2 separate regions of the Mus musculus genome follow, and region 1 is linked to region 2. The links are chromatin loops, found by intact Hi-C in ENCODE. Cell type or tissue: heart. All regions are shown on one strand. Each heading gives the region's core, and the rest is flanking DNA. Links, peaks and the distances in the headings are about the cores only.

Region 1 (8,324 bases), core at 234-8,233, 310 kb after region 2:
GGCTCAGTGGGTAAGAGCACCCGACTGCTCTTCCGAAGGTCTGAAGTTCAAATCCCAGCAACCACATGGTGGCTCACAACCACCCGTAATGAGATCTGATGCCCTCTTCTGGTGTATCTGAAGACAACTACAGTGTACTTACATATAATAAATAAATAAATCTTTAAAAAAAAAAAGAAAGAGAAGGGGGGGGATCCCCAACTGTAGGGATGCAGGATGAAAACCCACAGATCACCCTGCAATCACCCAATTGGAGGACTCTGACTCTTTGGGTATGGTCCTGGTGGCAGAGGGTGAGGCTGGCCTGTGAGAGTTAGAACCCAGGTGGAGGTGGAGTTGGAGTTGGGTGGACAGCTGAGTGCCCCATCTGCAATCCAAGGGAGTCTGCAGGAAGGATGCAAAATACAGCTGAGCTGCTGCCCGTTCCTATGGGTACTGTAAACACGTGTGCTCATTTCTGGGCAGGACACCTCCAGATGGTTACCCAGTTTCCTTGGTGCTGAAGGTAGTTAACATTGATTTTGTTCCCCTCTTGGCCTCAGTTCTTGCATCTGTAAAATGGGCTTGACTCCTAGGACTCCTCCCTCCTTCTGTTCCCTGCCCCCCTGCACGTACACCTAGCTCTTACCTCTGACCCCCTATCACTGAGCTCAGTTGCCAGGGATTGGTATATACAAGGGTGTCCTGGCCAGGCCAACACACCAGGGCCCCTCTGGGCAGGAAGTTAGGCCTCATTTATTGTTTTCCTGGGCAAGATATTCACAGGGCCCCAGCAGTGCATACCAAGCAGAGCAGGTGCGGGTGGGCAGGAGGTGTTGCCATCAGCAGAACAAAATAATTAAAAGAGGATTCGGGGATCAGACAGACTGTGGCTGGGGGCAGCCGGCACTTAACTCTTCCCAGGCTGGGCTGCAGAAGGACCAGTCCACGGGCAGGAGCTGGGTGAAACCATGCATTGAGCGTCCAGGTCCCAGAAGAAGATGGGCAGGAAGCCCCTCCTGCCATGTCCTCACTCTGGCCAGCGTCCTATGGGGTTGGTGCTCTGCCCCAGCGTTTCCCCTCAGCTGCCTAACCACGGTGGGCTTCTCTGCTGTTGCTTAAGTACTGGAAAGTGAACCCAAAGCTTGATACATGCTATGCAAACAATCTATCACTGAGCCATGTCCTCCGCTTCTCATGGTGGCTGGGGGGGGGGGGTAGACAGTGACAGATACTCTCCTGATGTGTGCCACCCCCTCCGGCATCTACAGAATATTCTAGGCAAGTATTCCACCACTGACCTCAACTCAAGCCCTCTTTCTGCTTGTGTGTGTGTGTGTGTGTGTGTGTGTGTGTGTGTGTGTGTGTGTGTGTATGTGTGTGTGTGTGTGACAGATAGGTTCTTACTAAGTTATCTAGGCAGGCCTTGAACTTCTAACATTCATCCTCAGGAGACCTGAAATGGCAGACCTACCCATCAGCCCCAACTCTAACCACTTTTGATTTCTGTGCCATCTGCTTCATCTTCCACCCAGGGGTGGGTCTATGCCTCAGCTCTGTCCAGCTATAGAGCAGATGAGACAAGAGAGCATCCACCAGCCCAGACAGGCTCCAACCCGTCCTAGAACTCCTTATGGGGACTGATGGAATCCCCAACAGGTCCTAGCATGGTAACTGGCTTCAGTCATCTCAGCTAATGGGCCAAACCTGCCTCCTTGAGCCAGTGATTAAGTAATAGAGAGGATCTGGACCTCAGTTTGAGCACTGTGGTGGCCAACCCTACCCAGCCTGTCCCATGGAAACCTCTGTGAACTCAGAGTCATCCTGTCCCTCCAGCATGCACCAGGGTCTCTAGCATCTTCGGAGTCTTCCAGAGCCCATAAGGACATGTGCAGGCCACAGCCATATAAGGAAATACAAATATTGGGAAAGACCAGTAGGAAAATGCGTTCCTGTCATATACTGCTGGCTGTCACACCAAACCAAACAGCATCGTTAGTCAAGCACAGAGTGGGTGGGTCCTCTCTGCACCACACTACAGGAGTCTCAGTTACAAGCCTGGACAGCCAGGGGGCAGATCACCTGCTGGTGTTTTCCCCCACATCCTGGGAATTGACTTGGGTCCTCATAAGGCTGTCAGTTTGGATGTCTGCCTGTGGCACCTGCTCTTGGCTTGCAGGGGGTTCCTCACAGCATGGTGGGTGGCAGAGCTCTGTGCGTCCAGGGAAAAGCCAGTGCAAGCTTTCTGTGTGTGTGTGTGTGTGTGTGTGTGTGTGTGTGTTAGTGAGTATATGTGTGAGTGTGTTAGTGTGTGTGACTATATAAGTGTGTAAGTATGTGTTAGAGTGTGTCTGTGAGTGTGAGAGTGTGTATGTGTGAGTGTGAATATGTGAGTGTGTATGTGAATGTGTGAAATTGTGAGTGTGTGAGTGTGTATTCGTGAGTTTGTGTGTGAGATTGTGTGTGAGTATGTGTGAGTGTGTGAGAATGTGTGACTGTGTGAGTGGGTGAGTGTGTGTGTGTGTGTGTGTGTGTGTGTGTGTGTGTGCATGTCTCCACTCTTCCATAGGAACAGGTACAAGTCACAGAGCAAGAAGAGTGTGAGGAGATGCAAGGATGGGAGCCTGCTATGACCAGCTGAACGTCCCACCCCAAGGAGGTAACAGATGAGGAAGAGCTCAAAGACCAAGGGAAGGAAGCATTCCCAGTGACAAAGGCCTGAAGAGGCTCTGGGGTGGTGAATTCCACAAGCCAGCAGCTAGAGATGCGAATGCCAGGGTGGGGGTATCCAACAGAGGATGGGGAGTCACAGCTTTTATGTTAGCTGCACAGAGTTCTCCCAAGTGTCCACCACATGCAGGCAAGATCTGTTCCCAGCTTCAGCGAAAAGGCACAAAGATTAGTAGTCTAAGGCTCCATGTCAGATGCTACAGGCTTCGAGGAGTAAGACGTGCCCCCCCCCCCAGCCGCGTTCACTCATAATTGGAGCTCAGAGAGGTAGCAGTGAGATGGGACAGTGTCCTCCTGGATCATCAGACAGCCCAAAGCATTCACACCACCCCAGGCATAGTTTGTAACTTCCACCTGCCCCCATCTCACATGTGCCTGGATGCCTGGCTCCAAAGCTTGGGCCTAATCAGCCTGGAGGAAGGAAGCCAGACTTCCCTATTTCACATGTAGCCTCCATGGGTGTCATTCCACTTAACCAGGAAGTTCCTCATTGTCCCCTAAGCACAAACTCAGCATCAGTCACCACGCACTCAACAAAGTAAGCCTCCCTGGGGAGCGGAGAAGAATAAACAAGCTGCAATGGCCTCTGGGGAGCTGAGCCATAGCAGAGTCTCCTGGCTCTGCCTGGCACCTGCCCACTGGGGACACCCACAGGTGCTGGGCTAGAGAGCAGAGAAACGTTCTCATTTTCTTCCTGACTGTTCCCCCCTTCTGTCCCAGGTTCTGGGGCTAAGCCTGGGACCATAGCTTGGTCCTGACACTTGACCAGGAAGCCTGGTGTATCCTATAGACCTGGCCCTGCCTTGTTGGCCTGCCCTTCCAACCTTAAGGAAGGTTTTGCCATGAGCCCTTTTCCCCATTTCATCCCAGATAATGGAGCTAATTGACCACAATGCAGAACAAGACTAAAACTCAGGATGTCTATCTCCAGGTGGGGCCACGGAGGGGACACTACTACCTCTTCTCCCTGCCCCTCCCCCATCCAGACCCACCACCACACAGTGGTGTGTGTGTGTGTGTGTGTGTGTGTGTGTGCACAAACTTCCTTGTTAATTGCCCTAGTAGTGCAGTAACACATCTGGAGTTAGTTTTAAAACAAATCCCAGCCTCCGTATCATCTCGCTCATAAATACTGCAGTATACAAGAGGGGCTTTCAATAATTTTCCATTTAAATGATGTTGGCGTTCTCCTACGATCAGCAAAGCACACGCTCACGGGGTAAAGACTGGTGGTGGTGGGGGAGGCTGATCGGGCCTCCCTGAGTGGGTTCTCCACAGCACCCCAATTTAACCCTGTACCTTCTCTCTATACACCCCAGTATTTTTTTAAAAAAAGTCTCAGTGTTGACACCAGCTCAAGACGTATGGGTCCCCAAGGGCTCTGGGGACACACCACTGGTAGCTGCAATTTTCCATGGTTATAAACACTGTGCTGAACATCTTTGTGCAGGAGGCAAGGCGTGGTTTTCGAATCATCGTCCAAGGAAGGTTCCCAGACCTGGAGTCCACCATCAAAGAGCCCAGCCCAGATTGCTTTCCAAGGAGACACAAACACCATTCAGTTGCTCGTAAATCATGATGCCATGTGCCCCAACACAGAGGTCACTGAGCATGTAGAACAGGGGAGGGGGTGAGCAGGCCTCTTCCCGCCTCTTCCCGCCCCCCCCCCCCCCGCGGCTGTGGTGGTGTGGGAAGGCTTTCTAACAGGGTGCCACAACTAACTTGACTCAATTTCCCCATCTGGAAAGTGGTCCAGAATAACATGCGTTGTGGGTCCTCTAAAGGCTCCTGACACCTCTGCAGAAAAGGTTGTCCCCCCATGTTGGGAGAGGACGGTCAGTCAGTGGTGCTCAACCACTTTACTGTGACCAGGATTTCCTCTGAAGAATGTATTTCCCTTCCAGGAAGAGGGTCGTCGATCTCTGTATGGATTGAGTTGTTGGCCTTCCTCCTCAGGGGGAGGTGGGTGTTGGCAAATCCAGGCAGAAAAGAGTCAGTCTCTCCCAAAGCTATTCCTTCCAGGACTCAGAAAGAGAACTTGACCAAGAATTCACAGCCTCGGGCGTCCTCAGATCCCAGACCCAGCTAAGCCACCTCCTTTGTCCTCGCCTAGGCAGATCATGCCACATCCCATTCCACAGATGGGGAAACTGAATTAGGGCACATCTAGCCTTGTATAAGTTTCGCCCCTTGCCTTGCTCAACCAAAAACCCAGATTCCCCTTTCTCTGAGCCTCTCCGCCCTGCCCGGTGTGTTTGTTCCAAAGGGATGTCCAGTTGTACCGAACGAAGCTGGAGTAGAAATCAGGCGCAGGGACCTAGTGCTGGCTTGCAAATAGAAGGAACCCTCCCCAGGGACGCCTAAGTACGCACCGGTCTGCAGCCCCGCAGCGCCTCCAGGCCGACGCAAGTGCCCTTGTGGCTCCTCTATAGCCCGGGTGGAGTCTCCGTGAGCAGACCAGACGCAGCGACGCGCAAGGGGCGCCCCCTGCCGACGTCAGATAGGAGCGCAGACCCCAGACCGCGCCAAGATTCCCCCCAGAGGAGGTCAGCTGAGGCCCTGACCACGAGTGACCCCAAACCAACAATGACTCCTTCACAAGTAACCCGGCAGAACAATCACCCACTGAGGACCTCTGATCATCAGTGACCCCCACCCACCAAGTAGCCCTTAATACCAATAGCCCTATCAATGAATTCTTCCATTTAGACACTTTCCCATCAATGACCCTGCCCATCAACAGCCCCGCTTATCAGGGATCCTGACCAAAGCAGACCCATCCGTCCCGAAGAGCCCCTCCCACTGTGGACCCCTTCCCATAATGACTGTTCACCAAAGCCCCCATCCATCAGTGACTCTCCTCACTTCAGAGTCTATTCACCTAGACTTCACCTACGAATAGGACTTCAGGCCCACCTAGACCATGCCTTCTTGGGACTCCAGCCCAACAATGATGGGGCCCACTACAGAAATGTGACAATCAGTAATCACAGGGCCACCGTGGCTGGCCTGCTCCCACCTGGCCCCTAGCTGGCCCTGTCCCTCAGGGTTTCGGGGAGTACCGGGACCATGAGCGTGTGAATTAGCGAGTACTTCACTCACAGGCTGTCTGCTCTTCCAAGTCTTCGTCGGCTTTTAGTCCCATCTTAGAAATGGGCAACTGAGGCCTCTGGCAACTGCATGATTCACCCTGTTTGACTCCCACAGCTCGGAGTATGATTGCTACTGAGGAGCCCTAACTCAGAGGCTTCATCTGTGGGTCGCTCAGGCAGAGGAATGCTGGACCGACTTGATGAGGCAGGACGTAGAGAGCCAAGCAGTTAGGATGAGGTTACCCTGGGCACAGGGGCTTGAGCGCCCTCCAGTGGTCATCCTCCTGGACCCCTCCCTGCTTTTGTCTGAGAACCATCCTTGTGTTGAGGAAGAAGGGGTCCTGGTGTGCTGAGAACAGGTAGCCATATCCCAGAGGTGGGAGGAACGAGGAAGCCTGGACAACGATGGGTGCCAGCACCTGCCCATCCGCACCTCCTGCCCATCTGTACTAGCCTCTGGGATGCACTGACAGAGACTGCAGCCAGCAGGGAGGAGGGACAGAGAGCCCCAAGGGCAATGGGAAGGTCCCGAAGCACAGAGGACCAGGTGGACATGGAAGTGTTAGAGGAAGGTGTCTGCTTCCCCCTGGTGACCTACACAGATGTTTACCAGTCCAGTCCTTGTCTAAGCCTGCCTGTGGCTGAGCCCAGGGGGTCATCAGGGACCACTGTGTGACCAACATGGGGTGAGCAGGCCCTGCTGTGATATCAGAGCCTGCATATGAGTGTATCTGTTTTATACCAGGATGGCATATTGGCAGGGCCATGGCTGCAGCCCAGGCTTGGGGACCTGCAGAGCCAGGTTATGCACTGCCCAGCCTTGCGCAGCCTGAGGTACAAAGGCACCGAATCCCAGCAAGGATTTAGGAGGTGACATTGGCCTCTTACTGAGAGTTCCCACTTATAGAGAGCTCACTGCCTCCAGAGGTGCCTCGCTCTGTTCCTGGGCAGTTTGGTAACTTAAACTTGAAAGTTTGTTTATTTGTTTTCTTTTGTAGTGCTAGGGATGGAACCCAGGGCTTTGTATGTACTAGTAAAATGCTACCCTGCTTGGTCACGCCCCAGCCCCTCACTGGGGAGTCTAGGCAGGGGCTCTACCAGTGAGCCACATCCCAGCCCCTCACTGGGGGATTCTAGGCAGGGGCTCTACCACTGAGCCACACCCCAGCCCCTCACTGGGGGAGTCTAGACAGGGGCTCTACCACTGAGCCACACCCCAGCCCCTCCCTGGGGGAGTCTAGACAGGGGCTCTACCACTAAACCACACCCATGCCCCTCACTGGGGGATTCTAGACAGGGGCTCTACCACTGAGCCATACCCCAGCCCCTCACTGGGGGATTCTAGGCAGGGGCTCTACCACTGAGCCACACCCCAGCCCCTCACTGGGGGAGTCTAGGCAGGGGCTCTAGCACTGAGCCACACCCCAGCCCCTCACTGGGGGAGTCTAGACAGGGGCTCTACCACTGAGCCACACCCCAGCCCCTCACTGGGGGATTCTAGGCAGGGGCTCTACCACTAAGCCACACCCATGCCACTCACTGGGGGATTCTAGGCAGGGGCTCTACTACTGAGCTGTACTTTTAGTCTTATGAGACAGGCTTTCCCTAAGTTGTCTAAACTGACCTTGAGTTCACTCATTAGCCCAGACAGGCCTTGAATTCTTAACCTTTCTGCCTCGGTCTGCTGAGTGTTGAGGCAGCAGCAGGGTATCATCCTCACCACTATGAACATTACAGATTAAAATCAGGCAGGTAGATCAATAGGTGGGTTATGAGTATAGAGCTCAATAGATAGTTGATGATAGACAAGTAGATAGGTGGATGGATAGATAGATAGATAGATAGATAGATAGATAGATAGATAGATAGATAGATAGAGAATGAAAGACATCTCATAGATGGATGGAGGAACAAAGGGATAGAGAAATGATTGACAGTTTGTCCCTGACAGTGCTGACCTCTGCTGTAGCATGGAGTCCGTGATTATTGTGATACTCAGCTCAAAGAATGCAGATGAATGAGGAAGAACAGTGCTTTCACCCCTGGAGGACAAAAGGACAGTGAGGGGTGGGGTGGGGTGAGGCCAGTGCCTGAGTCCTCCCCAGAGCAGGAGGAGACCTGCAGGAGGGCCGCAGTGAGGTAGTCACTGAATGGAGGCCACTCTGCCCAGTGAGGGGCTGGGGGTGTGACCAAGCAGGACAGCATTTTACTGGTATGTACGAGGCCCTGGGTTCCATCCCTAACAGTACAAAAGAAAACAAGTAAACAAACTTCTTTCAAGTCACCGAACTGCCCAGAAGACTGAGGCACCTCTGGAGGACACTTCTCATCTCTTGCTTCTGTGTGTGTGTGTGTGTGTGTGTGCGTGTGCGCGCGAGCGTGCTTGTGTCTGCAGGTGAAATTTGGAGGTCAGAGGCTGAAGCTGGGCTCTTTCTCAACTCCTCTCCGTCTTGGTCTCTACTTAGACAAGGAGCTCGTGGTTTCCACTAACTGGCTGGGCATCAAGTCCCAGGATTTGTCCGT
Region 2 (8,324 bases), core at 45-8,044:
TAGTAATCTAAGCCCTAGGGAAGGAGAGGCTGGAGGAGCAGGAGTTCAAAGCCAGCATGAGCTACACAAGACCCTGTATCAAGACCACCACCACCATAACAACAAACAGCAAAATTCCTTCCCCAAAATAACTCCCAAGGTAGCTGAGTGGTGTTGCCTGCGATCCCAGCCCTGGGAGGCAGAAGCAGGAGGATTTGGGCCACACCAGCCAGCCATGCAGAAGCATGGACACTGCGGGGGAAGTTGTCCAGAGATGCCTGGACACCAGAACACTTAACTCACCCAGGCAACTCTGGGGTCTTCGCTGAAGCCATGGGGACTCTCATGCTGGCATGGGAGTTCGTGCCTGCTCCCGGAGGGGCTGCAGACTCCAGCCCTGATCATCCTGACAGTCTCCTGTCCCACCCTGCCTGGCTTTTCTACACCTACCTCCACATCCCATTCATTGTCCCTGATGGCCAGGCAAATCTCAGCTCACCAGCTACCGTGCAGACACCACAGCACACCATCTGCCTTGACTTCCTCCTTTCCAATACAAGCAAACGGAGCCACACCAATCCTCCCCTGGGATTGTGACATCAGAGTCCTGTTGGTCCCTCTGCCTCTGATTTCCATAGCCCTCGCTCCTGGCCAAGTCTGGCACATAGCAACTGCTCAATAAGGATTTCTTGCAGCGATTATGTAGATTTTCCTGTCTGGGTAGGGGCCCTAGCTTGGATATTCTGTAAGTGGCCTTGGTGGCAGTTGGTTGAAACATGACCCAGACATCCACAGTAGCGACAGGGAGCTGTCGCAGCCCAGGCTCACGCTGTTGCAGGGAAGAGAGGTGCTAGGGTGAATGCAGTCTAGGCTGGGCTTCTCTCCACAGACAAGACCTGGCTGTAAGGACTGCGGATGGCTTCTGCGCCTTCCTCAGCTCAGCATTTGTGCAGGGCGTGGATAACACCCCAGGGAATAGGCCCCGTGGTGAGGGGCCCTGCTTGGGGGGTAGGACTCCAGGTGCCTCATGTTGAGGCAGGCTGCGGGGAAGCAACCCAGCTACTTCTGGTGCCAAGAGCCACCCGCCCGCAGAGCCCTTTCTCACAGAGGCACCTCCTCCCCAGTGAGGCCTCCAGGGTTTAAGAGACAGGATTAGAGCCCAGACAGCTAGGGCTGTAAACCCAGCCACCTGCTGGGTCTGTTCACGGTCTCCTAAATGGGATGGCCCCTCAGTGTCTGGGTGGTTGTGCCCCTTACTCCAGGCTGCTGGGGTGAGAGCTCCCTCAGCTTCAGCAGACACTCACTGCTTCTGAAGGCTATGAGCTTTGAGGTCCTTGTGGTGAGAGAGGTCCTTGATGGCTGCACAGGGCATTCAGTGTACCTGCTGGGCACTAGGGTCCTGAGGACACAGGGGACCCTCATCCTTTCTTTCAGGATGAGGGTCTAGTCTCAGAGTCCCGTAAGTTCTACTTTGACGGGAGGCCACGGAGAACTATTGGTTCCCAAAGTGGGGGACAGAATAGACATGGCTCTGACTGTGACACTGGAACCTGAGGAGACATGGAGGGATGGATGTAGGTATCTTGGAAGCCTGACCTCGCCTGGCCCAGGCTTGGATAACCTGTGACCAAAACGTCTTGGCTCTGTACTGCCGACAGAGGTCCTTTCAGCCCCCAACCCAGGCCCCCTGCCACAGAGGAGACCCCACATTCCACATAACCTGTAGCTTTAAGCCTCCTGTTGGGCTGTCTCCTGCAAACTGCTCATTCCACATTCTCGGGGTGGTGGGGTGGGTGGGGTGCCGGCACGCCCTGGGGAGGATGGCTATAAGGCAGAGGGCTCACTGGGCCCCTGGAGAGCTGAGGATTTGCCATCCAGCTGTTCACATGGCTCTGCTGCTCCTGGGTGTCTGGGGGATCTTGCTACTTCTGGGGCTGTGGGGACTGCTCCAGGGCTGCACCCGGAGCCCCTCCCTGGCTCCTCGGTGGCCCCCTGGGCCTCGCCCTCTGCCGTTCCTGGGGAACCTGCATTTGCTGGGTGTGACCCAACAAGACCGGGCACTGATGGAGGTAGGGTGGGCGACCCTATTTCATCTCACAGCTCACATGGTGTCTGTGTCCCAGCACTGACAAGGGAAGCCAGGGGGGATTCAGGATGCCAGAGGCTTGTCCCAGAGAGCAGATGTTGGAAGCAAGAGTGGCCTAGGCTAGGGAGATAGCTCATTGTAGTGTGTTTGCTTAGCATTCACAAGAGCCTGGTTCTATCCCAGAATTGCAAATAAAAGATAGATAGATAGATAGATAGATAGATAGATAGATAGATAGATAGATAGATAGATAGATACGTAGGTAGGTAGGTAGGTAGGTAGGTAGATAGATAGATAGATAGATAGATAGATAGATAGATAGATGGGACAGGACAGCAGCCAAGGGTCAGGGCTCAGGATTGGTGAGCAGGGTGGGCTCTGGAACAATGAGGAAGAGACTGGCAGGTGTGTCTAGAAGTGTTGGAAATGTGGCAGGGCAGCAGTGCCCTTGTCTGGGTAGGGTATTAGCTAGGTACGGCTTCTCCCTAGAACTCAGACATGAAGGTAAGCTGGCTGCACCGCCACTGGCCAGGGTTAACTGGCTCAGTAGGGTGGAGGTCCTTGAATTTTGTCTGGGGACTCTTGTTTGCAGAGAAGTCCACACAACTGCAGAGCTAGCTTGAAGTGGCTCTGCCACACCTTTCCTAGGGTGGGTCAGGCTAGACTCCGACGTGGCTGCCGGCACTAGGTTCAGAGGCTCAGGCCCTACCTCGGGGCCCAGTCTGAGGAGCAGAGATCAGGCAGATCCAGCCATGGCTCTGGGTGAGACCCACAAATTCCACTCTAGCTTTCTCATTTTTTTTCAACGGTTTCTCTTTGAAGTGGGGTGATGGAAGTTTGAACATTTGAACAGCGCCCCCTCCTGGGGAGACTGGAGGGGCTCTTGGGGTTCTCTCCAGCTCTTAAGCTTCCAGCCTACATACAGTACGGCTGTATGTAACTCTTAGAGGGTGGGTGGAGGCTGCCTGTCTGACACCTGTCTGTCCCCACCAGCTCTCAGAACGCTACGGGCCCATGTTCACAATCCATCTGGGATCTCAGAAGACCGTGGTGCTGTCGGGCTATGAGGTGGTGAGGGAGGCCTTGGTTGGAACCGGGCATGAGCTAGCCGACCGGCCCCCAATTCCCATCTTCCAGCACATCCAGCGAGGTGGGGGTAGGTGGGCATTGGGGTTCCTTGCCAGATGGGGGGGAGACTAGGCCTCTTGGATTGGTACTAGGGAGAGACAGGATCAGCCTATTGCAAGACAGGAGAAGTATGACCCAGGGTAACCTCCGAATGGGAGGGGCATGGAGTTGAGCCTGCCCCCCCACCCCGAGTGGGCCCCCTGTTCCCTGCATGCATCATCAGATGGGGCGTGGCTGGCACTCATGGCTCATGTCTACCTGACAGGCATTTTCTTTTCTTCTGGAGCTCGCTGGAGGGCGGGTCGCCAATTCACGGTGCGCACACTGCAGAGCCTGGGTGTGCAACAGCCATCCATGGTGGGCAAGGTGCTGCAGGAGCTGGCCTGTCTTAAAGGACAGCTGGATAGCTATGGAGGTGAGTGGGGGACCGGGATGCCCCTGCCCAGCATCTATTCCCACCTGAGGCCTTTCTCCCTGACCTACAGGCCAGCCCCTCCCCCTGGCGCTGCTGGGTTGGGCACCCTGCAACATCACCTTCACACTTCTCTTCGGCCAGCGCTTTGACTACCAGGATCCTGTGTTTGTGTCCCTGCTGAGTCTCATTGACCAGGTCATGGTCCTGTTGGGGTCACCTGGCATACAGGTGAGAGGTTGCCACCCGACAGGAAATTGAGCCCCAGCTGAACTAGAATGTTGGGCCCAGTTCTAAACCCTGAGGTCAGGGCTGGTTGGTACCTAACAATCTTCAAACAACGGATGTGTGACATCGGCCAAAGACAGACTGCACATGAAGCAGGCCCTATGCTCTCTGGCAGATGGGGCATTTGGACCAAAGAACCCCACCTTTTCACACACCCCTATAGTAATAAGTGCAGTTGCTGAAGTGTGTGCAAGGACCTTTACAGTTTGTGGGACCTGAGTCCGAGGGTCCCTCACACCCAGGCATGTTTCCTTGTACTTATTTATTCTTTTGATAGAGAGTGTCTCTATGTAGCCCTGGCTGTTCCGGAATTGTCTATATAGGCCAGGCTGGCTTCGATCACACAGATCCACCCATCTTTGCCTCCTGAATGCTGGAACTAAAGGTGTGTGCTACCATGCCTGGGCAGTAGAGATGGTCCTCACCATTTAGAGCAATGTGAGGCATTTCCCCAGTAATTGCTAATGCACCCGGAATTCTGAAGACTTACTGGCACCAGACCCACTCTATTGTAAGTCACACATTGCCCATCCGAAGGACCTGTGAGCCCGCATAGCTATGACTCCTTTCTTTCAGCGATAATAGAAAGGAACATGTTTCCAGGGAGCAAAGAGTACTTGGATCTTGCACAGAGCCATCCAAATGCATCAGGTCAGCTGGCTCCTTCCTGAACACCCTGAGATTGTTCTCCTGCTCCCTGGACTTCCAGGAGGGTGACAAGCCTCCAGTTCTGCTGGCCTGGTGCCCTCTTGTGGCCAGGGGCAGCATTGCCCTGATTCGTTTGTCCAGAGCCTGCACCTGATGGACGGATTGGCTTGCTCACAGTAACTGCATCTGTCGCCTCACCTCTACCCTACCCCCTGTCCTGCCCACACGCAGCTATTCAACACGTTCCCCCGGCTGGGGGCCTTCCTGCGGTTGCACAGGCCGGTCTTGAGCAAGATCGAGGAGGTGCGCACCATCCTGAGAACCCTGCTGGAAACGCGGAGACCACCCTTGCCAACGGGCGGTCCCGCGCAGAGTTATGTAGAAGCTCTGCTTCAGCAGGGCCAGGTGTGGACAGGGCCAGGGCTTCATCGGAGACGGGGGTGGTGGTGGTGGTGGGGTGTTGGGGGCCCCAGTTCACAGGAGGGGAACTATGGAGGGCTCTTCCCCATCTGTTGACCTCTGGGAGTCCCAGTCTCCTCTATCAGATTGGCCCCTGTGAATACCTGGAGTGGGCACTGATGTTGGGTGAACCCCCAGTAAACACCAGTGCTTTCCACCCAGCCTGATCTCTGCCCAGCCTCCTCTGGGTCCTGGAACTAGGCTGGGGCTACAGGTTGGGGTTGGATCCTCCTAGATTCGAGCCCAGTTCTGACCACCCTCCCTGCAGGAAGATGACCCTGAGGACATGTTTGGCGAGGCCAATGTCCTGGCCTGTACACTGGACATGGTCATGGCTGGAACAGAGACCACGGCGGCCACGCTGCAGTGGGCCGTCTTCCTGATGGTTAAGCACCCACATGTGCAGGGTGAGAGTCACCCCATGATAGAGAGCTCTTGGGGGTTAGGAATGGGGCTTCACCCATACAGTGCTACCCTCTGGCCTAGGTCGCGTGCAGGAGGAACTGGACCGAGTGCTGGGTCCTGGGCAGCTGCCTCAACCAGAGCACCAGCGAGCACTGCCCTACACCAGTGCTGTGTTGCATGAGGTCCAGCGGTACATCACACTCCTGCCCCATGTGCCCCGCTGCACAGCTGCTGACATCCAGCTGGGTGGCTACCTGCTCCCCAAGGTGGGGCCCCACTTACTTCTTCCCTTTGACTTGGGGTGCATGGGGGACTTCCTGGGTCTCATATTCACCCGTGGGGCAGGTGGGTGGCAGGAGCTCCCCCAGATGGTGTCCTGCCCTCGTCCCCTACCCACCCAGGACCCCTCTGCTTCACAGGGCACTCCTGTGATTCCTTTGCTCACTTCAGTCCTCCTGGACAAGACGCAGTGGGAGACCCCAAGCCAGTTCAACCCAAACCACTTTCTGGACGCGAAGGGGCGCTTTATGAAGCGGGGGGCCTTCCTGCCATTCTCCGCTGGTAACTTGCTAGCCTTCGGGGTGTGCCTACACCAGCTTCTGCTCAGCCCTCTCCCCTCCAGGAGCAGGCCTGGCATCTTACATGGGTTTCTCTTGCAGGTCGCCGGGTCTGCGTTGGGAAGAGCCTGGCCAGGACAGAGCTCTTCCTGCTGTTCGCTGGCCTCCTTCAGCGGTACCGCCTCCTGCCCCCACCCGGCCTCAGCCCTGCAGACCTGGATTTACGGCCTGCCCCAGCTTTCACCATGCGGCCTCCTGCCCAGACCTTGTGTGTGGTGCCGAGATCTTAGGGTGCACACATTCTGGAAAACTACCAGAGCCTAGCCTACCTCTCCTCCAGGGTGCACTGCAGGTTTTGGGGTGGTTGTAGCATTCCTAGCAATGAATGATAGGCAGACAGTCCCACACTGTCCCTCTGGACCACCACAGCTCTTATGACTCAGTGTACAGTGGTGCCAAGGCTGCTTACCCGTATGTGGAGGTTGGAAGCTGGCCTTTCATCTGGCATCATGGGGCAGAGGGCGTATCGGCCCAGTGCAGCGGCCCTACCCTGTCCTGATATGGTGCTTACAGGAACCCTAACTCACCTTCCAGGCTTTTACACCCCGGACACTACAGACACTTTTCTATTCTGGTCCCCAAGGCAGCCAAATCCTCAGAGTAGAGACTACAATCCCTTCATTGTTCTCCCCCCCACACACACACTGCACCCCCCGCCCACCCTATCTTTGGCTATACCCAGGCTTCCCACCAGGTCACAGGGTTCCCCCATCCCCAGAAGCCTGGTCTATAGCCCTTCCATAGCCCCCCCGTATACCCCATCTCCCTACCTAGGCAGATTCTGCCCAAAGTTCGGGATTGCTCCACCTTTGACTGGTACCAAGGGGACCCAGGGGCTGCTGAGCTTGACCACAGGCGACATTTTTGTTCCTTTCTTTTGCTGTGACAACTGGCATTCTGCCATGTGGCTACTTGGAACAGGAATGGCTGGAGGGAAAGAGCTTCGCCCAGCTGATGCCCCGGGAACCTTCGCCTGGTTCCTGATGCCAGTTCTCACCAACAGCGAGGAACCTACCACATTTCCTGTTTCGACTTGGCTACCAGGAAACCCTTAGCTATGGTCCTTGTTCCTTCCATCTCCTCCCCCTGCCCCACCTCCTCTTCTCAGTGGTGTTTGTATTCCTTGTTTCTCTGTGCGCTCACTCAAGGCTTTGAAATGCGCGGGTGATAACCTTGTTGCGTATGTCTGTTGTGACGTGCCAACTCCAGCTGTGCCTTCTCCAGAAGCATTCCTGTGGCCACGGATATGGCCACCGTCAGTACAGGGCTTCCCCAAGTGCGGAAGGGCAGGCCTAGATGCCACCATGAGTGGCAAGAGCCAGTTGGAGTACATGTGAGACCCAGATCATACAACACTTGGGTCCCTTCTGGCACCAAGAGTCTGGTGGTTGGTGGTGACAGGTCGCTGTTGACTAAAGAGACATGAGTAAGTCCCCCTTGGGCTCTGGTGGTGTACTGTGTTGGTGCTGGCCCCAGCCAGTGCTTTAAAGTAACTAAACATGAAGTGACAGAGTGTCTAAATGACATAGGACAAGGTCGAGGACAGGGTTTGTAGCCAGATTGTCTGAGACCCCAAGACCCAGGAAGGGGTTCATGCTTTGGCTGGCCGCCTGTCTCCCCACATTAATGCAGTATTTGGCTACTGTGCCCAAGTGCTAGGGACCGGAGACAAGCCTATCCCATTTGTTTTTTGAAACAGGGTTTTTCTGTGTAGCCCTGGCTGTCCTAGAACTCACTCTGTGGACCAGGCTGGCCTTGAACTCAGAGTTCTGCCTGTCTCTGCCTCCCGAGTGCTGGGACTAAAGGCGTGCGCCACTGTTGTCAATCTCATCACTTTTACTAGACCTGGGGTCAGCTCAGCTCTGCTCCACTCAAGTGAGCTGGCAGGTTAGAAGTCTAGAGGCTGCCCCAGTGTGTCCTCTCTCCTGCCATGTGGCAACTGCCAGGCAGGAAGGCAGAGGACAACATGCTTAAGGTTTGGGAGTGTGGGGTCTGCCCTCTAGTGGCAGTTGGATCTGAGTGGACTGCTCATGAAGGACTATGGCTGCTCTCACAGGCTCAGGATAGTGGGCCTCCAGGCAGCTGAGGGCACCTGGCTTTAGCCCAGCTGGCCCAGGATGCCCACCTCCTCCCTGTGACACATGTCCTGATCACTGGGAGCTGCGAGTGGGAGGTGGACTGTGTCCTCTGTCCTTGGATCAGAGCAGCTGTCATCACCTGAACAAGACCCTGGAGAGACTCGGCCTATTAACATTCCTGTAGGAAAGGGATAGGTGGGTGGGATGACTGCCTGACCTACCAG

The links. Peaks named below come from ENCODE experiments on the same cell type or tissue, not always from the same donor. Only the 100,000 strongest peaks of a DNase experiment are listed, where the experiment ranks them.
Region 1: a loop joins it to region 2, with 2.3 times the contacts of the local background. A loop is called at or near these places in 10 of 42 quality-filtered maps.

The regions. Positions count from the first base shown.
Region 1 is chr5:139,663,531-139,671,854 of GRCm38, forward strand. It overlaps Gm46926 (a long non-coding RNA gene), which reads right to left and starts at 5,682. Exons shown (of 2, transcript XR_001785003.1): 1 at 5,082-5,682. In heart, for the core only: CTCF peaks have their summits at 5,205 (motif pointing left) and 6,080 (motif pointing left); a DNase peak (open chromatin) is centred at 5,201; H3K4me3 peaks cover 324 bases; H3K27me3 peaks cover 7,569 bases.
Region 2 is chr5:139,350,782-139,359,105 of GRCm38, forward strand. It overlaps Cyp2w1 (cytochrome P450, family 2, subfamily w, polypeptide 1), which reads left to right and starts at 1,835. Exons shown (of 9, transcript NM_001160265.2): 1 at 1,835-2,048; 2 at 3,059-3,221; 3 at 3,459-3,608; 4 at 3,679-3,836; 5 at 4,773-4,946; 6 at 5,269-5,407; 7 at 5,487-5,671; 8 at 5,825-5,966; 9 at 6,065-8,324. The coding sequence starts at 1,866. The coding sequence ends at 6,252. In heart, for the core only: CTCF peaks have their summits at 2,940 (motif pointing left), 4,648 (motif pointing left) and 8,022 (motif pointing left); DNase peaks (open chromatin) are centred at 3,644 and 4,806; H3K27ac peaks cover 487 bases; H3K27me3 peaks cover 5,246 bases.